Linked DNA regions of Mus musculus: all the other regions are linked to region 1. Evidence: chromatin loops called from intact Hi-C (ENCODE). Cell type or tissue: left cerebral cortex. All regions are shown on one strand.

Region 1 (5,000 bases):
AAGACACTAGAGCTGAGATTTTCTTGGGGGGTGCTGAAATGGAAAGAGCTGTTTTTCTTGTAATATAAGTTAGGATATTAAAATTCTGCATTAGATACAGGAATTAAAAAAAATTATTCTTAGAAAGTTTTACCACATTCAGATAATTTTCAAAAACTGCACATACCTCCTGTAAGTTTTGGTCTTCTTGAGTCCAAGAATTTAAAACATGTGCTCCCGAATCACTAACAATGAAATTCACCTAATAGACGTCAAAGAAACAATTAGTATTCCACTCTACTTTCTCAGTCACCATCACACTGTAAAACCACACACGATTCCTAGCACTGGAAATCATCTGATCCATCTACTGTACAGGCATAAATGCCTGGGACATGCAGCTGCTATTCCAGCACTGAGTATATGGGAAAGAAGAGATAGATAAAACAGTTCTGTCACAATGTAGAGAATGTCTGGGGTGAAAAATGTGGTAAAGCAGTATAGGAAAAACACAAGCAAATATAATGTACAGGGTCATTTCAGGGAATGATAAATGCTATGAAAAGTAACTCAAAACTACTCAAGACCAGGTGTTGACACATAGGCCCTCTACAGACGTAGCAACTTGAGGGGGCTACAAATTGACTAGTGAACCAGCCACAAAACAAGCCAGGAATAGATAACTCCAAGTACAGCAAACAGCAGATGTAAAAGGTCTTAAATTTAAATACACTTCCCAAAAGGCAAAATCCAAAACAAGTAGAAGGTTTAAAGGTAACCCTGAAGAAGCAGGGTATTTGAGCACTGATAGCCATGAAAGGCACAGACAGCCACACTGACAGGCAAATAACAGTCATAAACTACATTCTTTCTTCACCCTCAGTAAAATACAAAGTTAAAAAATACTGTAAGGGATGAAAATACAACTCAGTGATATAGTGTTTGCCTATCATGCAGTGTTAGCATCAATCCTAGCACCACAACAAAACAAAATCCGATCAGGTAAGATGATAAGGACCTTGGCCAAGCAAAAAAATCTCATCTGCTAGGTTCCAGCTTAGGCTTCTGCAAGTAAGATCGAACACATGCCATCTACTTGCAAATAACCCTGAAACATCTAAGATACTCAAACCTAAAGGTAACTTTAATATTTGGAATTTCTATCAAATGTCAATGTTTCCTCTTACTGATGAAAACAAAAGAAAAGAAAAACAAAACACCAGCAACAACAACAACAAAAACTTAGTTTTTTGGAGTTGGGGAAATGGTTCACATCTTTAATCCCAGCACTTGAGAGAAAGGTGGACTTCTGTGAGTCCAAGGCCAACTTGGTCTACAAAGTGAGATCCAGGACAGCCAGGGCTACAAAATAACCTCAACATTCCCAATTGTTCTCAAAGTTCAGTGCCTGTTCCATGCTTACAACATACTTTATATATGGCCTAACATGTATAGATAGTACATACTTCACTGGACTGTTGGAGAGGCCAGTAGGTATACAGTACTTTGGGATACACCTGGATCTTGTAAGTGCTCAGCGCCATCATTACTGCTGTCTGCAACTAAATACCAACACTGCACTAATCATAAAGGGCAGCTCTACATACATTTGAACTATACAGTTATAAATCTACAGTAAATTCACATAATAATTATAGACACAGTTAATTAAGTACATCATCCCATCACAATTGTGTTCATAACACTCACCAGCTTTTTGAAAGGAAATATGTCATACATTATTCTACAATATTCCATGGAAGATTCTACTGAGCAAGTCCACAAGGATTTGGAGATGGGAGCCAAAGGGATGATGCCTTGGGTCCTGTTCTTCACCAGCATATCAAACTCCACATGCTGCCTACAGGATTCTGCCATGTATGGGCAGTGATCCACAACAAACACTGTTTTATGAGATTCAGAAAAAATCTTCATTTTGTTTTAACCTGTAAAAGGATAAACAAACTAGTCAAAACGATGACACATAACATTTATCATAAATGATTTCTCACTTAAGTGTGTTTTCAAGATTTGATACGGATCCTAAGTTCTGAGAATTTTGTGCAAAAAAGGCCAAAGTAATGGTGCCAGTTCAAAGAATATGCCACATCATACCATGCAGTCTATCTACCAAATGAAGTTAGTTCATACTTCTTTTTTTCTTTTACAAAGCACTTAAAATAGAAGAAAACATCTGTGCACATTGTATTTGATTCTTATGCCTACAAATCACAGATCTAATTCCTCAAATGTATTTATGGTGATCCTTGTTAGGGGCTAAGGGAAATCAACAGGAAAAGACTGACAGCAAAAGTACAACCCAAAATAGACACACATCTCCTACGGTAACTGCATATTGCGTCTTTCTATGGCTTCAAACTCATCCTCTCCCTCCACTTGCAATACACTACAGTAATTCACCACGTAGACCACAACAAGCAGATGCTATCCCATGCTGGCGAAGAGAAAACACTTCTAAAACTTTTTCTTATAAACACAGAACATGTGGTGCACTGCCCTGCTTCGCTCCTAAAATTTTACAGACCAAAAAAAAAAAAATTTTTTTTTTAAACCTACATTCTAAAGCACCTGGGAAACAGCAAGTGTTCAAGGTAACAAACCACCTTAGGGTCCCGCTATTACCTCCTGCTGCTCTGGAACGCACCGCCCCTCCCCGCCAAAGTCCCTGTCTGCAAACCTTCTGCACACACCTGACTGCAAGGGGGGTGGGGGGCGGCGAACGAGGTGAGTGGATGGGGAAGACCTCGGCATCGAGGTTCGCTTACTTTCGTGCCTGGTCCTGCAGTGAATGAACGGAGGCTGAGAGAGAAGGCGGACGAGGGTGGGTGGGGAGTCGGCGCACAGTCGGTCTGGTACAACCCGCAGAAGACTGACTGCCCGGCTCATCTCCCAACACTCCGGCTGCTTAAACGCAGGGGCGCGCGCATGCGCGTGCAAGCACAAGAGCGCACTCGGACTCGCGCGTGCGCACGGCGCTCTCGCACAGCCCCGCCATCTTCCCTTCTCCTTAGAAGCCACCAGAGGCCGAACCGGAAGAGGGCGGAGCAAGTGAGGGGAAAAAAAAAGCCTTTAACATTTGTTCCCAATCAACCGTAGGGAAGAACGGTCAGGACGACCCGAGAGATCCCCCCACAAAGTACTAAGCCACGGCCGGGACAAGCCAGCCTCGGCTCTGGACAGGCAGAGCCTACCCACCCAACCTCCCCTCTCCGCCTCCAGTCCGGGCCGGTAGCCCCTCGGAAAACACGCGAGAGTGTGCGAGCGGCAGAGCAAAACCTTGAGAGGGGGGCGAGGAGAGAAGCCCCGCCCCCTCCCCGTTCTCCAATCAACGGCCAGCCGTTTACCGGGGGTGGGGCCTTCGGGAACCAGCAGAGGGAAGTCTCGCGAGGCTTGTCGCTCAGCGGCTGCGGGTCGCGGAGGTTCTGGTCCGCCCGGGATGGGGCCGAGACGAGTGGGTTTCCCGTACGTCCCGCCGCTGTGTGAGCAGGACTGTGCGTCCGCTCGCTGAGCAGGCGCAGCGAGGGCGCGGAGACCACTCCGTGGGCACTCCACCTCGCGGGTGGTCGTCGCCCCAGGGGGACTGAAGCGCAGTGGAATAACTACACGCGTGGGCGAGCCTCTGAGCCGGGCTTCCTCTCTCCGTGCTCTCCCTGAGGTCCTGCCGGGAACTGAGGTACGGAAAGTTCCCTGAAAACCCTGGGCCTGCACGCCGCGGGACACCCCTTCCGGGTTCCCCTTCCTGCCACTCGGGAGCTCCGTGGGCGGTGGCCTGAGGGACTTGTCACTGTTGAGTTTACCTCAGCACACTTGACCGCGTTTGCGCCTGGGACTTAGCCACGGTCCTGAGGGAGCTGCTGGGATCGTTTGAGTCCCTCAGCGGCCTTCCAAATTCGGTTTCAAGTTGAAAAACTGGTTTTCTCCAGACAAATGTTTCAGAAGCTCCAAGTGTGTGCATTCCACCATTTTCAAGAACAGTGCAGTTCTCTGCTTTCAGAGTGATGTGTGTGGACAGGATGCTTATTGGTGTGTGTGGTCTGCACGCATTCTTTCTTTATCCCATTCTAAGGTTTTCTTTGAAAGACACATGCTTTTTATATTGCTACCAGCATCTGTGTCTGCTCCTCAAGAGTGAGGACTCTCTTTTCTTCCCGTCCTCCTTTCCAGAACACGGACCTCAGAACTGCCTACGTTCTGTATTCCACTCACACTGCACCAGGTTTTTTTGCTTCTTTCACTGTGACTGTTACAGTTGCCCTTCCTCCACCCCAAACCGGTGTCCCCGCCTCAGCCTTCCATACTTACTGTGACATGTATTCGCCTGAAACTTTTTCAAGTTCTAATTTAAGCATATCGATTCATCAGGGTTTTTTACCATCCTATCTCATCATATTTTACCTTTTCAGTGTCATCTTATTGCCACCCCTAATTCCTTTCCAAACACTGTGCCATGTGAGTCCATATAGTCTGCTAGAATGCTTGCTTTTCCTTCTGTCTTATCATCTATCAAAACCCAATTCATAGATGATTCTTTTTAGACTCCCTCCGGTGACATTGACAGTACAATGAACTCGGATAGCTCTTGACATAGTTTTGCAGTATTCATTAGGATGTATTATTTGTTCAATTACCTGTCTCTCCTGCCAGCTTGAACTTGAGTCTGGAATCATGTCTTATTCATGTTTAAAACAAATGCTATCTCAGTGTTGGCACAGAGCAAGCAATATATATATATATATATATATACACATACACGCACATATATATATTTATTTATAATGTCATTCTAAAGAATTTGATATAAAAATTCTGTCTCTTAGAAGTCAGAATATTAGAACCTAAAGGAACTTTTTTTAGGGTAAAAGCCTTTACTTACCTGCTTTGAACATGAGCAGTCATGTACTCCTAACACTTATGTAATTGTACTTTTGTTGTTAGTGGTTGGAGATTGTATATAATATCAAAAGCACATGCATGCACACACCCTATGTATTCAAATGACT
Region 2 (5,000 bases), 300 kb before region 1:
AGCCAGCCCCAATTAAATGTCGACCTTATCAGACTTGCCTTGGTCATGGTGTCTGTTCACATCAGTAAAACCCTAACTAAGACAGGTGCCTACTCCATAACAAGGCACAGTTTTTGGCGAAGGGTGTTTGTTGTTTGCTGTTTGTTTGTTGTTTGTTTTGCATTGCTGACAATCAAACCCAGACCACCCAGTCCTACACACTCAACCCCAAGCTCTCATCAGGGACCTGGATAAAGTATTTATACATGCATTTACTATGAAAGGGACCAGGCTGATGAAAGGATACCCCAGAAGAACTGCTAAATACCAAAGGACATCAACCATTAAAACTGGTCAATAAAAATTGGAGGGACTGTATACTGCATACTGCATCACTGGGCTAAAAACTGTGACCATGAAAACTTAAAAATTCTATGGATTTTCCAATTCCCACATTGCTTTTTTCTATACAGTAGCTCTTTCAGTACCCAATCAAACTTTCTGCTCAGACATCCACACAGAGGTCTCAGTGTCATTGGAACACTTCTATCAGTCAGCTCTTTTGTTTGAACGTAGGGATACCATCCAAGAGGAAGGCAGAAACCCTTTTAAATTTCTTTTGTTGGTTTGAACATGTTTAGATAAACATGTTTCAAAACACCTTCCTAATTCTGTAGTGTATGCCAAAGACCTGCTGTCCGCAGTGTGCCTGCCCTCTGCACAAGGACACAAGAAGCAGACAGGAGGCATTCACATATGACCCACAGTGGGGTGACCAGAGAACGAAACTGTGTCAGTCTGAGCATATTCCACCCACAATCACAGGTAAGTCCTGCTGCCCCAAACCCCACTTCCCAACTCTGAATGAAAAAAACCATCCTTGAAGGGGCCATTAAATTAATATGCAGCCATTGGGCTGGCCTTAATTCTGTACAACTAATGTCATGCTAAGAGAAAATTTGGATAAGCATATATGCAAAGGCAGAATGACTGAAGACGTGAGGGGACATGACAGCCACCTGCAAGCCCACCAGAGAAGCAGGATGCAGATATCTCCTCCATGGCTCTCAGAAGAGGTCACTTTATCTATGTCTTCTCCTCCGTTGTGGTGTTCTACTTTTAAAATCAAGAATGAAGGAGTGAAGAGATAAACCAACGCTCAGATCGCTCATGAAGATCTCCCCTCCAGCTGAGAAGAGGGCTCAGAGGGTGAAGGGCTTACGGTGCAAGCAGAAGGACCTGAGTTCAGATCCCCAGAACCTGTGTAAAGCTGGGTGTGGTGGTACAATGCCTGCAACCCCAGCATCCTACACCAGGGATAGGGGTGCACACAGGAGAGTCCCCAGAAGCTCAGGGCCAGAGAGTCTGGTACATTTAGCATGCTAACTGTCTTAGCTTGGTTCTCTGTCGCTCTGACTAAAGAACTTAGGGGAGGAAGGGCTTATTTTAGCTTACACTTCCAGGTCACAGGCCACCAGTGAATGAAGTCAGGTCAGGAACTTGAGGCAAGAACTGAATGGAAACTATGGAGTAACTGTTACTAGTTGTTTCTCTCTCGATCCTGCTCAGCTACCTTTTTTGGACAGTCCAGGGCCCTCTGCCTAGGGATAGTACTGCCCATGGTAGGCTGGTCCTCCTAAATCAATTAGCAATAAAAAATGCCCACAGGCCAGTTTGATGGAAGTGATTCCCTGGATGTGTTAACTTAGATAACTGTGGGATGTATCAAGTTGGCCATAAAAGCTAAACAGGAACATGGCAAACGACACAGAGACCCCGTGTGCAACAAGGTAGACTGACCACAGCAGAGGTTGTCCTCTGACCTCCACACATTCATGCAGTAACACACACTGGGGGAGGGGGGGCTCTTAAATATGCCCTGGAAAAAGACGACTGGTTGAGTCCAGTGCCTAGGAGGTGGCTAATTAAGGAGACTGTCTAACCCAGTAATAGGACCACACAGCAAGAAGACCACACAGCATTCCTGCAAATGTTGTCAACTGCTGTTTCTTATCCTCAGCATCACACAAAATGCCAACTGCCTGACAGATTTCAGATCAAGCACCTATGTGGATGGGATACCTTCCATTCTTGAGATTAAAATGATTTTATTATTTTGCAATAATCGTGACCCTTTAAAATGCTCTGAAAACTGGCCTCTAGAGAAAACAGTTGAATAAGCGAGGAGTGCCACATGATAAAAAACAAGCCGAAACTCAGCAGCACGTGGCTTAAAATCTTCCTCTGAACCGCAGAGAGACTGCAGAGCTACATATGGTCAATACAGCTGCCAACCGCCATAAAATAACAGTGCAGGCAGCGGGCGTGCTGATCGCGATACAGGGTTACGCAGTTATCTCACTGATTGGGAATTCCGTGTTAACCTAACGTATATTTTAGTTACTTTTCCTTTTGCTGCGAGCTGACAAGAAGTAACTTGAAGGAAAGGGAACCAGAAGGCATTGGCAGGAGTGAAAGGCATCTGGTCACGTGGTGTCTGTAGTCGCAAACACAGGACAAGAGATGGGGCCAGACTATAAAATCTCAAAGCCCCGCCCCGGAGAATCATTTCCACCAATGAGATGCGACCTCATTTCCACCACCTCGCTCATGAGCGCCACCTGCTGGAGAGCACTGATTCAAGCGCACAGTCTCTGAACTATTCACAGTCCATAATCATGATTCAAGTTTAAAATTCATACTTTTGGACTAAGACATATGCATTTATCCTTTTAGAGGAGGACAGAATAATTACCTCAACCAACCGATCACTCAATGCCATCCTGAGGTACTGGTGAAGGGTGGAGTGAATCACGTGCTTCCACAAACCAATGCAAGACAAAATATTTAGTTAAAACTACGAAAGAAGGAAAATCCCAATGCAAAGGGAAAAGTCATGCTTTGTCTTTAAACACTTGGTAGCCCCCTTTTTCAAAATATAAACTTTGTATTTAAAAAAAAAAAAGTTTTCACTGTAATGCGGCAGAATCATTCAAACATGGAGTGTGAAAATAAGAAAAGAACCCAAGAGAACAACTTGTCTGTCAGTTGAGATCTCAGAGATTAATATTTATGAAAACAATTGGCAAACCACAGCATATGCTCCGAGGCGGGAGAGCCTAGCAGATGTCTTGTTAGAAGAAGCAGACTGTCACCCATATGTTCTCAGCCTCAGGATCCCTCAGCCACTTCACTCTTGGAGATCACACAGTGCCCACGTTCACAACCAAGCAGAAGCTGTCTTGAAAGGGAACTTTCAAAATCCTGGCTTTATGCAGAAAGAGGTGAGACGCGGATGGAAAGCCAGCCAAATGACTTCATCTGAGAGTCCATCTGTGGAAGTTGTGCCGGGGAAAGCATGGTGTTTTGTCCTTGTAGCCCATCTCACATCTCTTGCCTCATGTTTTGTCAACAACATTCCAACACCTTAGGAGAAGTAACCCTGCCTCCTTTACACAAGATTGCCTTAGGGATAAATAGCTAGTCTCCTGCCTCAGCTGCTCACCAGTGGACTATTAAGCCTGAGACTAATATACACTAGGATGAACGAGCTGAGTGGGTGGGAAGTGAGAGGGATCTGAAGTCCTGATTAAGTCCAGGGATGGCCAAACGCAGCACAGCTGAAAGCAAAGGGAGTGGACAGCAGAGTACAGGGCTGGGTGTTGGGATTCCCAGATTAGCGGCTGCATAGTCAGTGGCTCCTAGAGGTGCAAACTCTCAGGGCGTCTCAGGAAGGGTGATGGAGCAGAGAGGTCACAGAAGGGGCAAAGGTTGAGAGCTGAGAGGCTAGAGTATTAACAGCAGGATGGTATGGAAGGAAACCCCCTGTTACTAGTGGGTGTCGCCTATAGCACTAGATATGCCTAAGGGTCGGCTGGAGGGAGGGAAGGGAGGGAATATCGGCAGGTGTCAGGATGATGTAGTCAAAGCCTCCACCCCAGAAAGTGCTAGGATCTTAAAGGTAGGATAGGAATCAGCCCTGAGGGAGCAGTGGAGAAGTGCGCGCGCGCGCACACACACACACACACACACACACACACACACACCCGCAGCTCCTGACTCCAAGGATGAGGGAGAAGCTAGTGGCTAACCAATGAAGAGCTGAGAAAACATTGGGCCTGGGGAAGAGAGCTCTCCCAGGAAAAGGGAAGGGACACAGGTCACAGAGGGAGAGAAGAGGAACTTGGGAGATGGGGAGCAAAGCCTGTGGGAAACAAAGGCTGCCCACACCCCCACCCCGGGAGGGTGGCTCTACAGGGTTTGAGGTTTGCACTGTTCACTGACTGGGAAGAGCAGAATGAAATTTCTATCAGGGCTGTCCTTTTCAGAAATAAGACGCTGAGCCTGGGAGGCAGAAGTCTCGTCTGACTCCGCCTAAGAGATGACCAATTCTCCATAGGTCACAAACTATGCTTTTCATAAATCAATGGCTACATGCACCCTGGAGGTTGGTATATTGATATAGCAATCCCTCACTGGCATTGTGGGATTATTGCTTGCTATGGGACCAACAACTCTCCCCACCCGCCCCACTTGACTATACTCTAACAGGGCAAGAGAACCTGAAGTAAGTGGGCTTGATGCTTCAAATAGAAATCACTTAAGTACACATTTCTGTAGTACCCTTGGCCTGCCCCTCTCTCTCTCTCTCTCTCTCTCTCTCTCTCTCTCTCTCTCTCTCTCTCTCTCATTCAAATCATCCCAAGGTCTCACTAGATACATTACCCTGGGCTCCTCATACCAAGCTATGTGCCTAACACATTTCTCTTGCTTTCCCAGGCTATGCTTATGTAAGAAGTGGAGTCTGAGATTTGAATCATAATTGCAATTCAGACAAAAGCTAACAACTGTAAAAAACTGAACCTCCAACTCTACTGGGCAATCTGCAAACACTCAAACCGATGGTGTTGTTTTGCTTAAAGGAGGGAGTATCCCAGAAAGGCTTCAGAGTCTTGGGCTCCAGGTGGAACAGGCAGGAACCAAGCCGATGCAATACTGAAGTACGTGGTAGATGTTCGAAA
Region 3 (5,000 bases), 74 kb before region 1:
AAGGAAACTCCACTATCAAATCACCACCGAGAAACACAGACTACAATAAGCACTTTTGATTGCCACCGAGCACACCACAGCAACAGCCATTCATGCTGGTTTTCTGTGTCTACAGTTATTATTGAAAGCAGAACAGGACACACTTGGCGGGGCGTCTGAGGCAGGAGTAGAGTCCTGGCTTTGGACACAAATACCCTCTGTTCCTTGAGTCGGTCACTTCTCTTGGTCCCCATCTCCTGGTCCCAACGATGCCTACTGTGGAGCTGACCTCCTCAGCCCTTCCAGTGTTTGCTTTGTACGCTATCCACATTCGACCTTGCAAGTGACCCTTGAACTCTTGCCTGGTCTGGGTGGTGATAATTACTGCATCAGCTAATTAACTTATGAATGTAGTCATTACGGCTTTGCCGTGGTAAGCACTTTGCCTCTCTTACCTCTTTCCTCCCCACACCCCTATGCAGAAACCACTGTGAGTTCCATTTTTAAACTCAGGAGATGTAGCCCAGATAGATTTCATAACCTGCCCAGGGTCATAAGGTTTGCAAACCAAAGGGTGGGGATCCCAGCACAAACCTTCTGTTTCTAGAGCCCCTCCTTTTAGCTGCTAAATGGTGACACCTTTCATGCCTACCAAGTTTGACAGGATTCATCAATGAAGCACTATCCTGGACCCAGACTAGACTTGGACTGTGAATTCTTTCAGAAACAACTGGATCAAGCAGAAACACTTGGACTAAGTACTTCTTTCACACTTCAATCTCAGGAGCAAATAACATGGAAAAGATATTCAATTAAACCTTCCTTCCCACAATCTGTGGGGAAATGAACAAAGAACAGGAACTGTGGAGCCACTGGTGTCCTCCAGAGAAGGCACTGGGCACGCAACACAGTCACAGAAAGGCTCTCTCCCTCACAGCCCGGGGGACAGGACTCCAATACCTAACAGCTGAGAGCAGTCACCAGCCTCAATCTCCTCAGATAAGACAGTCTGAGGCAAGTCCTGTGAAGTAACCAAAAACTACCTGTGCACTAAAATATATCATAGAGTGCAATTAACTGTTCACCAGCGCGAACACCATGAAGGAATTTTCTAGAAACCAGAAATGGTCCTAACCTAACTAACACGCTGCTTTTCTGTATGATATACATCAGTATTTCCCCAGTTCATATACAAACTCGAATCACAAGGGCCTTGCAGTAGGCTGAACTCCTTTCACTGGGCGAAGGGGATGGACAGGGAGAGAGAATAGCTGAGTTCTAGAACCCTGGCTGCCCAGGAGGCCAGTTTTGGCAAAGCCTGAGGAGTGAGTCCTCCTTTGGCAAGGCCAAAAGGAAATTACTTCAGCGAAGAGGGGCTGGTAATCTCCTCCAGCAGGACAAAGCCACATTTGCGCGGTGCACATCGCCTACTTTCATGGCCAAAGCCTGGGACTTCAACCCACCCTTCTTTCCAGCCGCGCGCTGAGAACGGGCCATAGGGAAGATGAGGAGAAAACACACATTTTAATCAAAACAAGGCAGGGAAGGCAGGCTCGCAGGGCCTGTCTGGGGCGTGCGAACCACTTCCTCTTCTCGGATGTGTCTCGGGTTGGAGATTATGAAGTTGCTGAGAAGCGCTCGCGGCTTCCTGCGCGCTGAGACCTAGGGGACCCGGGGCTGTCCCAGGCGCAGACCCCAGACAAGCCGCGCGCCAGAGGGACAGGGACCCGAGTTGGCTGGCGCTGCTCAAAGCACGTCCTGCTTACCCCAGGGTGCTGATGAAGCCATTGACCGAGCCCTCCGCGTACAGGGACACGATGTCCCCAATGTAGAGGAAGCTGGACATTTTGTCAGACATGCTGCTTCACGCTCCTGTGGCTGTCCCTGCTGTCTCCGCTGCACGCAAGGGTGAGCTCAGGCCCGCTGGGTCAGAGGGGTCCAAGCAGCTCTGCTCGAGGAGCGGCAGCGAGGCCACCGCTGGGGACACTGCGATGGCCCCGCGCCGCCGTCGCCGCCCCTGCCCAGCAGTAGGTTTCCTGTTCCTGGCGAAGTTCTGTCCTACACCTTCGCTCCTCCTCCCTGGCCCGCGAGCCCTCTGCGTCCCCACAGTTCGCTCCCGGCCTGAGCGGAGCCTCTAGGTCCCCTTGGGGGACTCTTTAGACCAGGTGGCGGTGCCCACGGACCGAGAGGGCGGGGAGAAGCCCCGGGGAGGGGGGCGCGTGGCCAATCAAGCCTGGGCGGCCAGGGGCGGAGCGGGGCCGGGGCGGGGCCAGTTCTCGGGGGACGGGCCACCCCGAAGCGGCCAGGACAGAGGCGTGGGAGCCACGCTGGGCGGCGCTGCGGGGGTAACGGGGACTCAGCCGGGGGCATTGGTTCTGGCTCAGGGTGATCTTGGAGGGGCAGCCCCGAGACCAGCAGCGACAGTCTGGAGTGACTCCGGGAGGGGAGGGAAGACGACCCCAAGGACCCAGGAGAGACCCAGGACTTTCCAGATGCGGGCTGGGAAGGGGTGCAGTGCAGCCAGCGTAGACAGGACGACCCGGAGCGCGCAGAGACAATCCCTATTTGCAAAAGGCAAGGGACTTAGAGGGGTTTGGAGGAAAACTGCCGACACGAGGGTTCAGATGGAACCGGCCTTGAGGGACGCCGACTGGAAGAGGGCGCAGAGCAACCACGCTGCTTGGAACTTGGCGCGCCGGTGACAGTCCAGCTGAGAGTAGGAGCCCGCAGGCGATGGGGGTGGGAGGGGGTGGGAGTAGGGTGGGTGAAACGCTGTGGTGTTCGCACCACCACGCAGAGGCCTGGAGAATCCTGACCGTAAAAGCTGGAGTCTGAGTGGATGTATGTTTTGAGTGGAAAAGTTAATTGAGAGGGAGGAAAGGGTTGAAGAAGACACAAATGAAGAGAAGAGGAAAGGAGGAAACACTCCTGTGGAGCTGTTCTTGGATCCTGTTTTTCTTAAGTTCATGACTGGATAAAAGGATCCAGCAGCTGCAGCTGCTATGGTGACCACCCTGGTGACCGTCAGTGGGTGGGTCAGCGATGGCAGTGAGGGCTCACAAGTGAGGGTAACTGGGTTCCATCTCCAGGAACCGGTGACAGCCTTTGTAACCCCCCCCCCACACACACACACACAAGGTTATAATAAATAAAACTGGAGGCAGGACATGAGTGGGAGCAACCCCTCTGTTGTGTGTCAGTCCACCTCTAGAGTACTGTTTTAGAAATGTTTGGTCCTACCCTGTGGAAGATACTGAAGAGGCGAATGCCGTGATCAAACCACAGCTGACCAAAATCAGAGTTTAGGGGAGTTTTGCCTTCCAATTCAAAGATGCCTGGGATGGAAAGGTTTTAGACAGCAAGGAACAGAAAGGAAATGCCAGTCTCGAGTCTTGGTGTGGGACAAACCCCACCTTGTGTAGAAGCAGTGTATTCTCATTTCCAATGCCTCTCTTCCTTTTCCTCTCCCTCCCACCAACTGAGCCACATCACCAGCCCACAGATCTGGTGACTTAGTAGGTGAGAGGTGCCCATTAGGAGTTGTCCTGTCTACGTTCATATTGGTGTTGGGAAACAAGGGATGGGCTCTGAGTTATAAAATCTCTAGGTGAAACAAGATGGGTCTGGGATGGAGGCATCTGCTATCCAGAGCATTGGAAGTTGTGTTCTGAGATGGCCCAATGGATGCTCAACAATTGCTGGCCTAAACCTGGAAGGTTTTCTTATACAAAGTCAGGCCAACAGGAACAAAATGGGTGTGTGACTGTTTCTCCTGACAAACAGATAACGTGCCAAGCTGGGTTCCCAAGTTCTGGCTTCTTGTGAGACCAGCCTCAACCCAGAGTAGGGCCCCCTAAAACCAAGAGTCCCAGGACAGGAGTCCAGTTACCTAGGGTAAGACGCCATCATCCCGAGGTACCTCTCAATACCTTCCCTTGCCTGGGGCTGCTTCTCTGACTCTTACATGCCTGGATGCTTTTTCTCCTGCAGCTCTTAATCTGATCTCTCTGCTTCTCCATCATGGTGACTCTCCTCCTTCTTCTTCCCATTCTCCTTTGCCCAGGAAATCTAAAAGTCCCGCCTCTGTCTCCCTGCCCAGCTGTTGGCCGCTGGCAGCTCTTTCTTTCACCAATCAAAGCCAACTGGGGGCAGGAACCTTCAGTCTCTTACAGGTATACATACCGGTTCCTGTGTATTAAATTTGTATTAATTACAAGTAGCATTAGAACCAACCCCAACAGGTCTGAGCTGAGGGTTGTCATCACTCTGGAAGAGGACAGTGCATTAGTAAGTTTTCTCGTTGCAGTGATGAAACACCTGGGAAAAGCAACTTAAAGAGAGAAGGTTTGCTTTCCCTTGGGGTTTGAAGGAAGGCATGGCGGCAGGAACCCAGGGCAGCTGTTACATCTACTGTAAGGAAACAGACAAATGAGCTCAGGTATCTGTCCTGTTCACCCCCCCCCCTTTATTCAGCCTGAGACCCCCGTCCCATAGAATAGAGTCACATTTAGAATGGGTCTTCCCTCCACAGTTAATCATCTCTGAAAACACCCACACATGCCCAGGGGTGTGCCTCCTAGGCAACTCCAAATGTAGTCAAGTTGACAATGAAGATTCACCCACCACATGGGTAGATAAGGGCAGGGCCCAGGACACGGGGTTCAAGCAAACCTTGACAAAGGCAAAGGCCTCACTGAGGAATTACCTGTTCTTTGTTGTTGTTTTAATAATCTCAAATTTGTGAAAGACTTTTTCAAAATAATACAGTGCATTCATCAATATTTATAATTTATCACAAGTTTTATGGCTGTCTTCACACACACTACACACTCAAACATATACACACTCACACACATACACACGCTCACATACACTCACACACAAACACACACACTCACACATACATACATACACACACTACACATACATGCACACACTCATACACATATTCACACACACACACATCTTCAGGATCTTTTGATGTAGATAGCAAATATCATGACGATTTACCTGTCATTACT
Region 4 (5,000 bases), 720 kb before region 1:
AACCAGGTATGTGTTGGAGGCCTCTCTCTGACCACTGAGAAGTGACAGTTAGCAGACTGGCTAGGGAAAGGCTGAAACCCTGAAAAAACAGATGTAGCCAGGTGTGGTGGCGCCTCTCATCTCAACACTCAGGAGAGAGAGAGGCATGTGGTCGATAGAGGAGTTCCAGGCCAGCCAGCGCTTCATTGTGAAACCGACTCAGTATAAATCATCTGACACAACTGCTCCGGATGGGCCGGCCCAAGTGCAAACACTGCACACACAAAAACACATCGTGTTACATTGATGCTCCCATCCCTAGATCGTTAGAAACATTGCATATGCATAGGGTAGCTCCTAGAACATCCCACAGGATAGATACAATAAACTTTAGTGTGCGTTCCACTATTTTTTTCCAAAGAAAAGAAAAGAAAAATAATACATTAACTTAGAAGCGTCTGCTGTTTACGGGAGTGTCTCAAGACTCAGAGTTTTAAAATACCAACTCTTTTTAAAGTACAGTTTTGTATTTGTTTAGAGTTTGTTCCAATCGTACCAGAAATATGATTTTAAGGCAGACACGGAACTCTGAGACTAGCACATTTGCAGTGCAATCCCCCGTCCCTAGAAAATGAGATTTTTCTCTCAATTCTCCACCAAATTCACTCATGAAAAGCTGGCACTTGAGGTAGGAGTGAGCATATTATAAATCTATTTAGAACTTGCTTAAATTAACAAGAGAATAGTTGGTAGAGGGACTTAATATATTGGAATAAAGGGTCAACAGATGAAGAAAAGAGTTTTTAGTAAGAGATGTGCTTGCTGAGACAAAAAAAAAATGCCTCTTTCACATGAGGAGGCTTATATCTTCACATAAGGAGTCTTAAATCACTCTGCTCATCCTGAAATAAAAAGCCTTTAAGGTCTGCTTGTCCAGCCCTGTCTTCCCAAGGTCTCAAGCAGTCACCTCCTATGGAGAGGACAAACACTTGACTGACCAGTGACAGAAAAGGACCAGGCTAAGGTCACCAGGCTATGGTCACCAGGCTAAGGTCACTCACCACAGGCTAGGAATCGCAAATCTCTTGGTCTCTTAAGCCAGTAACAGCGTGAAGTCAAAGGACTTCCACAACCATGGGACTAGAATGCCAGGTAGAGTTTCACAGCTGTGGTTTCCAACACCTTGAAAATGTAAATTTTAGCTGGTTAGTAAGAACATTTATAAATTCAACACAAAGTTCCCTAAGTCTATCGATGCAAAATTAATGAATACTAACTGCATTATTGAATAAAGATTCGTAGTTGTTAAGTTGGAAGATCACATGATGTACTAAGTTCAGCTGATGTTTCAAATCTTCTACCTCCTTAGTGGGTTCTGACTCAGCTGTTAATTCATTAAAATCAACCACTGACTCAAATAATAGCTTCCAGAGGCTGAGGGCCCAGGCCAGTGGTAGCACTCTGGCCCAGATTGTCCAAAGTCCTGAGTACCATCCCTAGAAACACACGAGATCACATGAGATGTAATACGGAAACTACTATTTTTATTTTCTGCCCTAACTTCGTAATTTTATCATGTTACTATTTATAACTTCAGACTGAATAAGCAACCTATAAACCTGGCCAAAGTAAAAAAGAAAGCTTCTATTACATGTTACAAAACCATGCAAATGTCAACTGTTGCATCTTCTTTTCAGTCGTGACAATAATGGCAACAAGATGTAGCTCACAATACTTAAAATGCTGTTTTTTTATGTAATTTTAAATTTAGGGCAAGCCATCTTTCTCGTGACTGACATTATCAAGGCTCTACAGAGCCTCTAGCTGACAGCATTAGCTGAATTTTGTTTCCTTTGCCCCCGTGGTTGGTTTGTTCAGTTTCAGGAGCTTTAGCCCATCAAAACCAGCATCCTTGGCCCAGAAAGCTGAAGTCCTCAAGTAGAGGGAGATGCTGGGCCTAGTCATGCTCTGGCCAGTGCCTCTGTGACCTTGCCTGACTTTCTTCCCTTACAGAGTTCAGGGGACTGACCTAGCAGATGTATGAGCTGTGGCTTCCGGTTTACCATGCCTTGTCACAGTCAGCTTGTCACAGTCAGCAGAGGGAGTGCTTCCCTTACAGTTTCTTAGAAACTGTCACTCATACACCTTAAGTCAGGGGTTCAACACCACTACCCAAAGAAAGTGGACAGCCCTTTGTCTCCAAGCACAGGTATGATCTTAAGCTTGAGAAAAGCCTAAAATTGTTTCCTGAACTCCAAGGCAAACTCCCAATACCAGGGCTACTTTGTAAAAGTTAAGAAGGCAAAATATTTGCATGAATGAAACATCTCTCCCCCTAGTGTGTTTCAGACCTGGGCAGAAGAGAAACAGCAGACCACACAAGAGAGGGTATCTGGGGTCACAGACCCAAACCAGGTAAATCATAAAAAAACATTAGCAAACTGGGTCTACAATGAACGACCTTCCAGCGAGTGCTAGACTATTCCTTCTGTGGTTTTCATTAAGATAGACTGGGAGAAGTGGGGACCCAAGGCCCAAACCAGGAGTCTCCCTGGAGAAACCAGTGATTAAATATATTAAAACCAAAACCAAACGGAAAGCGTCCAAGTACGCAGATGAGCTCAGGTCCTTGTACACAGCAGTCTCTGAAAACTCATTGGGTACCCAGTATCGTTTAATTATTAGACCATCGCATATCATATATAAACATTTTATTCCTTAGTAAGAACTTTTAAATCACAAAATAGTGTGGCAATATTTAGGTAATATGGAGTGCTGAAAATACTAGAATATAAAGATAGTTTCTAGCTTATCTTTACATACTAAACTTGTCTAAACCAGCTGGTTTTTCTTGCAGATAATATTTTTATTTGTTTAATAATTTAAGACAGCGTAAGCTTGCACCAAGCAGTAAAAGCATGTAACCAAAGTGCAAACATTTCACCAAGTCCGCCCCAAAAGATATTTTAACTAAAAATATCATTAGCAGGTATCTTCTCCCTACAAAAATAGCATGTCAGACATCATTAATTGGGAGTATCAACAGCTATGTACATACAGCCGCCTTGGTAGGCTAAGAAGTTTTAACGTTGTTTAAACACAGCGTTTGAGGCAAACAGTAGCAACAGCAGCAGCAAACGACCCGAACACTCACAGCCCCAGGTAACTTTCTTCACTATTGTGTCTCACCCCTTATGTAACATTCAAGTGAGATTTCTCAGTGCTACCTTGGCAACAAACTAAAAATATCTAGACAAGGTCTTGGTTTATGCCTGATTTTGAAAAACTTTCTTCTGGTATCTGGTTTTGGTCTCCCGAAAAATACATACAGCCTTGAGAGGCCTGGCAAGGCCTTCTCTATGTTCACAGCACTTCCCATCACAAGGGACTGCAAGCCCCTCTCTCCACTTCTGTCATCTAAGAATTCAACAATCAATCTGTTTGGACTTTTCTTTTCCCAGCCCAGAGCACTTTAACATCCATGTCCTTCTCCAAAAAAAAAAAAAAAAAAAAAAAAAAAAAAAAAAAAAAAGTAATGTTACAAAAATTTGGGACCATGATGGATAAAATAATGAGGGATCAGAAACACAAATATATAACCTATGACATATATGTGTGAGCTGAGACATGAAACAAAGGGTTTGAGGTCAATTTGTCAATAAAGTGCGAGCAAAGGCGCCAAGGCTCCAACCTCCCTCTTCCAGCTCCCACCACAGTGCCTCAAGATGGCCCAACTCTCAATTTCTCCCAACAGGTGCAAGGTATAGACACACTCCAGCCACCTCATAACCGGGCAACAAGCATTCTCACTTCTTTGAAAATAGGTACCTTCCAAAAAAGATGAACAATACAAAATACTGCCATGTAAAAGTAACTCTCAGAGACTCTCAGGTAATGGACCACCTCCTAAGGGGACAGTTGGGAGACACATCTACTGTTCCAGGCTTGGGTCGAGCCCTGGTACCAGGCACTCTTAAGTCATTCCACATGGCTCTCCCACCCAACAGACTCCTGAACCAGAGTCTGTATTTGGAAAGAGTGAACGAGAACTAAAGGTAAGGAGAGTAATAGAAGATAACCATTTATCAGGGAGGCTCCTTGACAGCAGGGACGGGGGAGGGGGTGTGAAAGGGTACTGGGTGGGGTGGCAAAAGGGTGAGACGGACAAAACAGGAACTCCAAACATACACAAAACACCTGTTTTTGTCCTAAGCCTGTCGAGCATCGCTTACTCTTCCTCCCTGGCACGCTTTAGAGGACGTTTGAACTTGGAAACCCGGCGACTCCTCGGGAGCCCCCTGCCCTGTTCTGGAAGGAATGCTGGGTTCAGGGGGCGTCCTTGGCCGGCTGCGTGGCATCTTCCTGAGAGCTCTCCGGGTTCACAGCGCGCGGCAGGTGGGTGCGGCTATGCGCGTGCTGGGGGCGCAGCGGCCCCGGGGGCGCCACCTCGTGCGCCAGGAACGGGGCACCGGCGGTCGCGCCGGCCTTCTCCGGGGGTGGCGACAGCACGGACGACAAGCAAGGGAAAGCGGCGGCAGCAGCAGCGGCGGCCGCTGCTGGGATGCCGGGATACAGCAGCGGGAAGGGCGCGGCCGCCGCGGGGTACAGATACTTGTCCAGGCCGCTCTTGTCTAGCCAGGGCTGTACGTAGGCGGCGGCGGACGGCGACAGCAGATAGAAGGGCAGGCAGAAGGGCGCGGCAGCGGGCTGCGCGAAGGGCGCGCCCCCGCCAAGCGCCACGAGCGAGCCGAGCAGCGCGGGCTCCGGGCCCAGGAGCGCGCCGCGCGCCTCCAGCTTCGGCCTCTTGGGCGCAGGCGACGAGTCCCCGGGTGGCTCCTGCTTGACGGCCGCGCGGCCCTGCTCCGCCTCGCCTCCGTAGCCGCTGTCGGTGTCCGTGTCGTGTTCCGGCTCCGTGCCGGGCTGAGTCCGCTGGATGACCGGCACGCAGCGGGCGACGCGCTCGGGACCCGAGGCGGCCGCAGCCCCCGCGCTGCAGGGCGCGCGCCCAGAGCCCCTGCCGG
Region 5 (5,000 bases), 65 kb after region 1:
TGGGATGTCTTGAGGTGGCCCCATTGCAGCATGGGTTGTCTTGAGGAGGCCCCATTGCAGCATGGGATGTCTTGAGGAGGCCCCATTGCAGCATGGGATGTCTTGAGGAGGCCCCATTGCAGCATGGGTTGTCTTGAGGAGGCCCCATTGCAGCATAGGATGTCTTGAGGTGGCTCCTGTACTTCAGGCAGCTCTCTTCTATGGGGCTGGCAACCTCAGACTCTTTACCAAGTGGGATAAGTTGCAGCCTATCAGTAACCATCTGTTTTAAGTGTTCTTTCAGAAGTGTTTAACCAAGATGGCACGGGTGCTCAGCATGTAAAGGTGTTTGCAGAACAAGCCTGACAACCCAAGTCCAATCCCTAAGACTCACCTATAATAGAGAACAATTCTACAATGTTCTACGACCTTCACATGCACGTTGTGACATATACACACATACATATCACACACACAAACATAATGCACACACACAATAAATAATTTTAAAATGTTTTCATTCTTTTCTGTCTGCTCTTTTATTTTTTTGCTTTTGTGTAGAGAAATTTTTTAAATTTATTTTATATAGGGGAGTTTTGTCTGTGTGTATGTCTGTGTGCAAGATGTGCACTAACCCATCCAGATTTTTGGGGTTTTTTTAGACATGGTCTCACTATGTAGCTCTGGCTGCCCTGGAACGTGATGTATAGAATAGGCTAGTCTCAAACTCAGAGATACAAGTACCGGGATTAAAGGCAAGTGCTACCAAACCTAACTGTCAATTTCATTTGTAAGAGGAAGTGCAAGACCTGTGGAGGTTCCCAGTTTGACCACAGTGGTAAAGTACACTGTTGGTGGAAATGAAGACAGATGTGAAACACAAGTGGAACTTCCTATAGACGAGTGGGAAAAAATATCCCAGAAGCTGAGATCCTCAAAATTATTTCCTCGATTTCAAAATGCCATTCCATCTACTAGAATTTTAAATCCCAAAGTCATGTGTTACTAGGATTTGAGACCTTTGGAAAGTGACTGGGATCTTCAGGTCCCCTTAAGGGCCCATTCATGTTGATGGGCTATAATGTGATTGACGTGTGCTCTCTTGCCCTGCCTTGTAACAGGCCCGGATTTTAGCACAACTTACTCTACGATGAAGTATCATAAAACTGAGGATGTAGGCAGCACCACCTGCCAAAACGAAAATAAAAGTCCATATCAAAGTCCATAGTTCTGGGAAAGTCTGTAAATGTACTAACCTTGCTTTTTGGTTTCTGTAGTTACACTTCTACCCAACTATTTTTGTTAACTGAGTCATGTCAACTCAAGATACGAATTTTGTGCTAGAAAGTTCACCCTGAGGAAGGCTGGGATCCTGAATACCCAGTATAGTCGATGGCTGGCTAATCATGACTATCTGTTGGCTTAAACCACATCTGAGGAGTCTTCTCTGGTGGATACCTCCCAACCTCCTCATCTGTTATGTCCTCCTCTGTTAGGATTCACCAAGAAGGCTCTCTCACGATGACAGTCCACCTTGATAGTGGACTTCCCAGCCTCCAGAACACTGTAGGGAGTAAACGTTCTTTGTAATTGCTTGTCTGTGCTATTCAGTTGTAGCAACAAAAAACAGGCTCACATACCCACCCACCTCCAACTCCAGAAATGATCATCTTGGAAACTATGATAAACAGTTTGTCTGAGTTCCACAAACCAGGTATTTGCAGATTCAGGACTCACTTCCCATCAGAATATCCCCAGGCTAACAGAAATGACCTTTCTGCTATCACCCTTCACACGGAAAACTGTCAGGAAGCCCCAGTTCTAAATTTACATTCTGAAGCTGATCTTTCTTAAGATCGAACCTGCCTAGACCGGGCGTGGTGGCGCACACCTTTAATCCCAGCACTTGGAAGGCAGAGGCAGGCAGATTTCTGCGTTCGAGGCCAGCCTGGTCTACAGAGTTTGCACCTCCTACCTTCAAATGCTCTTCTTCCTCCTTTTCACTTTACTTATCACCCGTTCCTCATCACAGAGCTGTTTAATGCTTTCCATTTCCCCCAGGCACTCCCACTCAGAATTAAAGCACTAATCTAGTCTCCAGTTGGGTAAGCACCTCCTGCCCCAAACTAATTAGCCACCCTTTTCTAGCCATTTTGATTTCCTGGAGAATGTTAATTTCTCGAATTTAAATGTTGTGAATGGCGGGCTGCGAGTATGCTTTGTGGTATACCTGCAAAGTAAAAGCAAAGGAAAACAAGTGTTCCAGATAAACAAAACAAAGAAACGAACGAACAAAAACAAAACCCCTCACAAACAAAACACATTCCAGGCCAGCCAGGACTACACCGTGAGGCATAGCCTCGTCAGAGCTAACAGACAGAATGGAGGAAGCACCTTCCCTTCACAGGCTCGGTCCAGCGTAAACGCGAACCCGTAGCAGCTCAGCCTGCACGCGTCCCTCCTCCCCCACACCAGCCCTGGATCCCACCCGCCTGACGTCAGCAGGCCCGCAGGCTGGCCCCGCCCCTCCCCGGCAGCATGCTTCCTTAACCACGCCCCTCAAGGAGGAAGGCCTGTGATTGGTCCGGAGGCGTCATAAATTGGCCAATCGCTCGCGCTCTAGCAGCTTTTGCGCACCCTTGCGTGCGTGGTGAACATGGCGGATAGACTCACTCAGCTGCAGGACGCTGTGAACTCGGTGAGGGCTTTCCTCTGCTCGCCAGCCTTGCTTTCCTGACGCGGAGAGAGGAGGAAGGGGCGAGGCAAGGCCCCGGGGAGCGCGCAGATTGAGGTCGCCGCGGGCGGCGCACCCCGTGAGGCCTGGGTCTCACGTAGTCCACAGGGCGGGGTCTGAGGAGACGGGCCTGTCCTGAGGGGAGACCGGGCCGGGCGGCTTGTCCTGAGGGGAGGCGGGACCCGGGGGCCTGTCCTGAGGGGAGGTCGGAGCCGCCAGTCTCTCCTAAGGGAGGTGGGACCCGGGGGTCTCTCCTGAGAGGATGTGGGACCTGCCAGTCTCTCCTGAGAGCCATGGGACCCGGGGCCTCTGGTGAGGTGCGAACTTGAGGAAGGGAACGAGTGGCCGCTAATAAGGAGGGGACCCGACGACGGCCTCTCCTGAGGAGACTCAAGGTCTGCGGCCAGGTAGCCAGGAAGCGAGTACTCAAGTTCCAGGGATGCTTCTAGAACTTCCTTTGTGGGGCAGCACACGCCTAAGCACTTTTGTGTGTATCCCTCCCTCGCGTTTCAATTTCAACCTGCCAAACGGATTTCTCCTGTGATTCCACCTCTGAGGCTGAGACAGGAGGATTGCAGCGAGCTCCGGGCCAGCCTGAGCTCCAGTTTGATAGCCCATCTCAGAAAACAAAACACAAAAGACCACAACAAAGTGTTGAGTGTTTGTAGGTTGGTGTATGAGTGACCAGGGCGTGAGCTTGCCTTGCTTTCTGTAGGCCTTCACTCCTCCCTCCGCTCTTGGCGACTCCAGCACCAATGGTTGGAGAGTAACGTCTAGAAGAGGCCAGATCCTGGCCTCTCCGTTTCTTTGCATTTGTTTAAGTCTGCTTTACGATCTTCCCTAAGAGGCTCTTATAGGTGGAGTGAAGCTCTTACAGCACAGTACCACAGAACAGTGAATGTACACAAGAGGGATTTTTGTTTTGTTTTGAGATGGTCTCACTGTGTAGCTCTGGCTGACCTGCACACTGTGGAGACCAGATTGGCGTTAAAAACAAAAAAAAAAAACAGCCCAGTAATCAAAATCTACAACAAAAGCTCCTGAAAACTGCTAGCTTCTCTAACTTTGTCGCCTCTGGCTGTTATTCTGGCTTAATTGTACATGAATGGAAAACTAAATACTGAGCCTGGAATGGTGACCCACATCTTTAATTCCTGTAATCCCAGCACTTGGGAGGCAGAGGCAGGCGGATTTCTGAATTCAAGGCCACCTGGTCTACAGAGTGAGTTCCAGGAGAGCCAGGGCTACACAGAGAAACCCTGTCTCGAAAAAAAAAAACCAAACCAAAACAACAACAACAAAAATAGTGCAACAGTTTTCCATTGGTAATTAAAATCTCTTAGTGTCATTCTGGTTGTAGTTTGATGTAGAAGAGCCTACACAGTATATGCCTGCTGAAAAAAAAAATCTAAATACCTAGTTCTCTGGACAGTGTTTTTTAAACAGGAATGTTATAACAAGGCTTCTTGGTAATTCATCATTTTTGAGAGTACATTGAAATTGTGTATCTACTAGTGGGAAGACTAGTCTATTCTGTGTAAATAAAGTAGTTTTAAAGTTGAGGGGCTATCTCTTAAATGTTGATGAAGTCACCAAGGTACATTCTGTTTTGCAAAGATTCCCTGGGCTGCCAGCCAACCTCTCCCAAGAAAATACTTTTGTAATTTTACAAGTCTTTCTTGTTTTAATTTAAATTTTTTTGGTTTTACAAATCTTAATAATGCTGTGTAGAAGCTCATCTCCTAAGTATGCATATTCATGTAGGTCCTATAGTTAGGATGTTAAGGATACGATATAGTCTTAGGAGTACTGATAATTGAGTTAATATGTATGCCTACTGTGTCTACAGGGAATGTGTTTACAAAGAACTATTCTAGGAGCTTAGAAAGATGTCATAAACTCAAGAGACTTTTAGATGATGCAAACAAACCCCATATGTGGCTAGGGAGTTACAGTGGATTGTTTTCAGCTCTTAAGAGCTAAAGTAGATTGGAACACAGAGCAATATTAACATTTGTTCTGCCATCTGGAAACTCCATGTTCATTTCTATAATATATACAGTACTTGTCATGGAGTTGGTTTTTCAATAAATATTTTTGAACAGATTAATAATGGGTCTTGAATGAATTTACAAGACAGAACACTAGCTGCTGTATTGAGTAAGCTTCATTTATATTTTTCTTTCTTATGACAGTGCTGCTAAATAGAACACTGCAACTTAGAAAGCCAACCAGGTTAGCTTTTCAATGACAATTCAGAATTTTACATTGAAATAATGACAGCAAA
Region 6 (5,000 bases), 58 kb after region 1:
ATTAGATCTTATGACTGGGGTGTGGGAAGCAGACAGCACATCAAAGGTTGTTACAGAGCAGGCGGCCCAGTCAAGATGGCGTGGTTACTCGAACGGAACTTGGGAGAGTGATGGCTCTGCTTTATCTGACATTTCAAAAGCAACCCAAACTGCCATCAGCATGGGAGGGTCAGGTTTTCTATTTTCATACGTACTTTCCATCTTTAACCAGCCAGAGTCTCTTTTTCCTTCCACTAACTCCATTCTAGAAGACCTTCCACTCCTCATCTTCTCCTCTTTCCCAATCAGATCCGTATCTTAAAACCACCCAACTAACTCCCTCGTCGACTGCGTTACTAAAAGGCACCTTAGACTTCCCTCCATTGTCTGACACAGCAGCCAACTTTAGGAGCAGCGACAAAGTGCATCCCTCCTAAGTGGACTAATTCTCAGTCCAAACACTCAGGGCAAGAGGTACAGCTGCTGTCACCTGTACCATAACCCCAGCTCCGCCATCCACGGGAGGCTCACCCTTCGACTGTCTGTAATGTCCATGCTGCCTTTCACCAGCCAGATGGGGAATATCAGCTTTTAATCACACAGCTGTTGAGTGTCTCAGTTCTATCCCTCTCCTGCACACAATAATACTAACTTAAAACAGAAAGAACAGCACACAGGAAGGCAGCAGTGCCGTGCCGTAATCAGAGGTGAGACAAGGTAAGGAAAACCCCAATCCTCAACTAAGTGCTTCTCTTTCTGTGAAAAGTTTCCGGATATTAAGTACTGAAACTCCAAACTGGAAATAAAAGCTCTGGCTCCCAGGCCTCCAGACACAGGAGCTTTCCAAATCAACCCCAAGCTCAACCCTTCCTCTCTCCCACCTTCAGAAGGATGTTCCGAAGATACGCACTCGCAGATTAAATATAACACAGCATTATGCTGTGAAAGGTTTGGGGGTTTTTTGTTTGTTTGATTTTTGTTTTTGTTTTTTTGGTTTTTTTTTGAGATAGGGTCTCACGTAGTCCAGGCTGGCCTCCGAATCCTTATATAGTTGAATCTGATTCTGCACTCTGGATTCTCCACGTTCTAAATGCTGGGGTCTAGGCCTGTACCACCACACCCAGTCCATGCCATGCTCAGGAAGGGCACCAGGCCTGCTTAAATGCTAGGCGAACACTCTACCAACTCAGCTACATCCCCAGCCCGGGGGCAAGATATTCCTCTCAGAAAGTGGCTTTGCTGAAGTGCAGGGGTCATGCAACTTGCAGGGCAACACACCAGGTGTTGCTACGTTTGTAGCAAACGAGCATTTGGAGCCTCCAGAGGGTTGGATTGATTGCTAGCTCCTGGGGCGTTGAGGATTAGAGTACTCAGGCTGTGAAACGGACCTAGCATTCAGCCAGGGCCAGAGGCCAATGCTTCCTCTCTGCTGTAAGCCAGAGTTTTCTTCAAGAAAATAGGTGTGTGTGTGTGTGTGTGTGTGTGTGTGTGTGTGTGTGTGTGTGTGTGTGTGTATACACTTAACACACAAATATTTGTACTTTTCAGTACTGGCCTTAGTTGTACTCGAAGATCCTAAAGTGCGGTACTATCCCTGGCTTTTCACAGATAAACATTAGGAGAAATGATCCCATCACTCAGAAGACTATTGTATTTGCTACTTGTCTAGAGCTCAAAACAAGGAATGTACTTAACGCAGCCAGAAACAACACGTGACCACCAGCGTGGCACAATTAGTGCTTTTCATGCTTCCCATTAACGCCCCCGCTCCTGCCCAACAGTCGCTAAACCCCTCTCTCTCAGCACAAGACCTAGGATTTCACGTCCCATCACTGGCTCATTTTTCCTCTCAAACTGCAAATCGTCACCCAGTTAAAAAAGCAACTAGATTTCGGAGTATCAAAGTCAGCTACTGCGTGGAACGCCTTAGTTCCTCGATGGACTTTGCTACCGGTAGCCGACGGGTTCGGTTTGGTTTTAGTTTGGGCCTGACGCTCACTCTCCGGGCGGTCTCGAACACATAATCCTCCTGTCGCAGCCTCAGGGGTGCTGCGCTTACAGGCGTCCTCCCCGAAATTCAGTTTAAAAGGCCGTTTCAATGCGTCCAATTAAAACCACAAACATGGCTGCTCCCTGCCGGGAAGAATGCCTCAAAGGGGGCTACTTATCTCTTCCCGGTTCCCAGCCCAAACCAGGCGCTGGCAGGATGGACACGGTCCCGAACCCGCGGCCTGACGCGCATCTGCAACCGGGGAGGGCTGCACAGAGCCGGGCAGCCTGCGGCCCTGCTGCAGGAGCGGAGGCAAGTTCGGGAAGCTCACCGTCGCTGGAGTTCGCCTGGGCCTCGGCGCTGCCCGCCGCCAGCACCGCTAGGACCAGCAGGCGCAGCCGCCACATCGCTGCGGGCCGGGGCGCGCGGGCCAGGGGCGCGCAGGCCAGGTCGCTTGCTACCCCGGAGCGCCCGCGCGCATCGCTTTAGCGCGCCGGCCCCGCGCGTGCACCTGCCGCCCCAGCCCCGCCGGGCGCGCGCTTCCGGCACGACAGCCGCGCGCGTCCCCGGCCGGCCCTTGCGGGCGCGCGCCTCCTGCCGGGGCTTCTGGGCTCCCCGGGCTCACGGGGCAAGCCGGGACGAGTTCTTGCTTTTGTGTCTTTCCTTTCTCTCTTCTTCTTTCCTTCCTTCCTTCCTTCCTTCCTTCCTTCCTTCCTTCCTTCCTTCCTTCCTTCCTTCCTTCCTTCCTTCCTTTTTTCTTCTTTCTCTTTTCTTCTTCCTCTTTCTGTCTTTCTTTTTTCTTTTCCTTTTATTCCTTGTTTTTTTTCAAGATAGGGTTTTTCTGTGTAGCCCCAGCTGTTCTGGAATTCACTCTGTAGACTAGGCTGCCCTTGAACTCAGAAATCGCCTGCCTCTGCTGGTACTAAAGGCATGCACCACCACCACCCAGCTACTTTTTGTCATTCTAATTGTGCAAAATAACTCTCTCTCTCTCTCTCTCTCTCTCTCTCTCTCTCTCTCTCTCTCTCTCTCTCTCTCTCTCTCTCTCTCTCTCTCTCTCTCTCTCTCTCTCTCTCTCTCTCTCTGTCTCTCTCTCTCTCTCTCTCTCCCTCCTAAGACTAGGTCTCTCACAATCCAGAGTGACCTCCAGCTGCTATGCAGTAGAGATGACCTTGAACTTCTGACCTCTCGCTACTTCCTCCCAAGGGCTGGGAAGATAAACTTGTGCCACCACTAATGAATTTCATATTTTATTGAGATATTGAGGCACAGTGAGGTGCCCCAAGCCACAAATAGGATTCTTAGTATCTTAAAAGGCACTTATGAAAAGGGGACTGGGGAAAACTTAAAAAAAAAAAAAAAAACAAGCATAACACAAACTTGAGTTAATAATATAACCTGTCGCACTCTTTTCACTGAGATATGTCTCAATGTAGGATACCAATGACAGCCATGATAGAAACGGATGTAAAATGTATGAGAAATTTTGCAATTTTTCCTGTAACCTAAACCTATTTTAAAATAAATTGATAACATTTTAAATGGAAAAGGCAGGATGTCTGGTGCTTGTTTTTCCAGCACTTCGGAGGCTGAGGTAGGAAGCTTGCCAAGAACAGGAGAACACAGACTCCATACATAGTGAGACTGTTGAAAAATAGTAATGATAAAATCAGTAAACAAATTAACATAATGGACAGTGCTGGAGTCATTCCTATGCAACACCACTTACAGCAGTGGTTCTCAACCTTCCTAATACTGCAGCCCTTTAATACAGCTCGTGTTATGGTGACCCCAAACCAAAAAATTATTTTTGTTGCTACTTTATAACTATAATTTTGTTATTGCTATGTCATAAATGTCTGTGTTTTCCATGGACTTAGGTGACCCCTGTGAAATGATCCCCCCCCCCAGGGTTTTGAGACCCACAGGTTGAGAACAGCTGACTTAAAGTATCCTTGTGTCTGCAGCATGGGTGTGCTCTGAAAGTCAGCATGAAGGTATCCATGATTTCCAGGTAAGGGTAACAGAGGAATACAAACATCCCACGTCGTCATATCACACACATTAAACCAAACATCCCAAGTCGTCATATCACACACATTAAACACATGCCTGCTTCTCTCAAGTATCAGCTACATTCCTTGTGCTTCTTTATTGTTTTAATTATTATTACTTATTTTGGTTTTGTGAGACACGGTCTTGGGCCTTTCATTGGTAGCCTAGGATAGCCTAGAATTCACTATGTAGCCCAGGCTGGCCTCAACCTCCTGCTGCAAAGAACCCCTGTTTGTGCTTAAGAGCCCTTTGCAAATAAAATAAGATAAAATAAAATAAAATAAAATAAAATAATAAATAAAGGAATTCAGTGCTTGGGTTTTGTTTGTTTGTTTGTTTAGAACAACATTGGAAGATTGTTGCCTCCTGCCGCAACTGTCTAAGCTACTACAGCTGACCTTAGGTCTGCTTTTGAAGTGTTTGCTGAGACCCATGGGGAAAAATTTTTTTCTCTCTTCTAAGCAAAAATATCCTTGAAAACTCACAGCCTCAGTCTACTTCTCAAATCTCCTATCTGTGTGCTGTTGAAGAGCCGCCAGCCCACGCAACAGAAGAGCACTCCAGGATCACGGGGCCCATTATGGACTTGTCTGGGACGGCTGCCTTGCTTTTTTTTTTTTTTTTTCTGTGTTTGATTTTTAGGTTCATGTATGAAGGTGTTTTTCTGAATAAGTATTAGTGCACCAGGTGCATACAATGCCCGAGGAGGCCAGAAAGGGAGCTTTGAATCCCTTGGAATTGGAGTTACAGATGGTGGTGAGCTGTGAGTGCTGGGAATTGAACCCAGGTCCTCTGCAAGAGCTACCAGTACTCTCTTTTTTTTTTTTTAAAGATTTATTTATTTATTATATGGAAGTACATTGTAGCTGTCTTCAGACACTCCAGAAGAGGGAGTCAGATCTCGTTACGGATGGTTGTGAGCCACCATGTGGTTGCTGGGATTTGAACTCTGGAAGAGCAGTCGGGTGCTCTTACC

Evidence for each region. Peaks named below come from ENCODE experiments on the same cell type or tissue, not always from the same donor. Only the 100,000 strongest peaks of a DNase experiment are listed, where the experiment ranks them.
Region 2: it touches region 1 in a loop (2.6-fold over the local background); 2 of 42 quality-filtered maps call a loop at or near these places.
Region 3: a loop joins it to region 1, with 2.3 times the contacts of the local background. A loop is called at or near these places in 13 of 42 quality-filtered maps.
Region 4: a loop joins it to region 1, with 4 times the contacts of the local background. A loop is called at or near these places in 2 of 42 quality-filtered maps.
Region 5: a loop joins it to region 1, with 3 times the contacts of the local background. A loop is called at or near these places in 10 of 42 quality-filtered maps.
Region 6: a loop joins it to region 1, with 2.3 times the contacts of the local background. A loop is called at or near these places in 10 of 42 quality-filtered maps.

The regions. Positions count from the first base shown.
Region 1 is chr6:146,574,536-146,579,535 of GRCm38, forward strand. It overlaps Ints13 (integrator complex subunit 13), which reads right to left and starts at 3,300. Exons shown (of 18, transcript NM_138757.2): 1 at 2,766-3,300; 2 at 1,690-1,925; 3 at 167-241. The coding sequence starts at 1,914. It overlaps Fgfr1op2 (FGFR1 oncogene partner 2), which reads left to right and starts at 3,376. Exons shown (of 7, transcript NM_026218.2): 1 at 3,376-3,673. In left cerebral cortex, a CTCF peak has its summit at 3,043 (motif pointing right); DNase peaks (open chromatin) are centred at 2,974, 3,323 and 4,241; H3K4me3 peaks cover 3,232 bases; H3K27ac peaks cover 2,427 bases.
Region 2 is chr6:146,279,077-146,284,076 of GRCm38, forward strand. All of the region lies in intron 37 of Itpr2 (inositol 1,4,5-triphosphate receptor 2), which reads right to left. Among named protein-coding and RNA genes, the nearest start is that of Gm35596, 62 kb to the left of the region's middle. In left cerebral cortex, a CTCF peak has its summit at 2,607 (motif pointing left); DNase peaks (open chromatin) are centred at 2,593, 3,152 and 4,842.
Region 3 is chr6:146,500,042-146,505,041 of GRCm38, forward strand. It overlaps Itpr2 (inositol 1,4,5-triphosphate receptor 2), which reads right to left and starts at 2,182. Exons shown (of 57, transcript NM_019923.4): 1 at 1,746-2,182. The coding sequence starts at 1,837. In left cerebral cortex, a CTCF peak has its summit at 2,313; DNase peaks (open chromatin) are centred at 169, 1,488 and 2,190; H3K4me3 peaks cover 2,177 bases; H3K27ac peaks cover 1,296 bases.
Region 4 is chr6:145,858,547-145,863,546 of GRCm38, forward strand. Bhlhe41 (basic helix-loop-helix family, member e41) reads right to left here. Exons shown (of 5, transcript NM_024469.2): 5 at 1-5,000. The coding sequence ends at 4,306. Among named protein-coding and RNA genes, the nearest start is that of Bhlhe41, 4.4 kb to the right of the region's middle. In left cerebral cortex, a CTCF peak has its summit at 2,075; DNase peaks (open chromatin) are centred at 2,002 and 4,747; H3K4me3 peaks cover 2,098 bases; H3K27ac peaks cover 1,108 bases.
Region 5 is chr6:146,639,976-146,644,975 of GRCm38, forward strand. It overlaps Med21 (mediator complex subunit 21), which reads left to right and starts at 2,604. Exons shown (of 4, transcript NM_025315.3): 1 at 2,604-2,677. The coding sequence starts at 2,636. In left cerebral cortex, a CTCF peak has its summit at 2,628; DNase peaks (open chromatin) are centred at 2,529 and 3,239; H3K4me3 peaks cover 1,688 bases; H3K27ac peaks cover 1,397 bases.
Region 6 is chr6:146,632,086-146,637,085 of GRCm38, forward strand. Tm7sf3 (transmembrane 7 superfamily member 3) reads right to left here and starts at 2,507. Exons shown (of 12, transcript NM_026281.2): 1 at 2,301-2,507. The coding sequence starts at 2,376. In left cerebral cortex, a CTCF peak has its summit at 2,590; DNase peaks (open chromatin) are centred at 1,760 and 2,372; H3K4me3 peaks cover 1,544 bases; H3K27ac peaks cover 1,367 bases.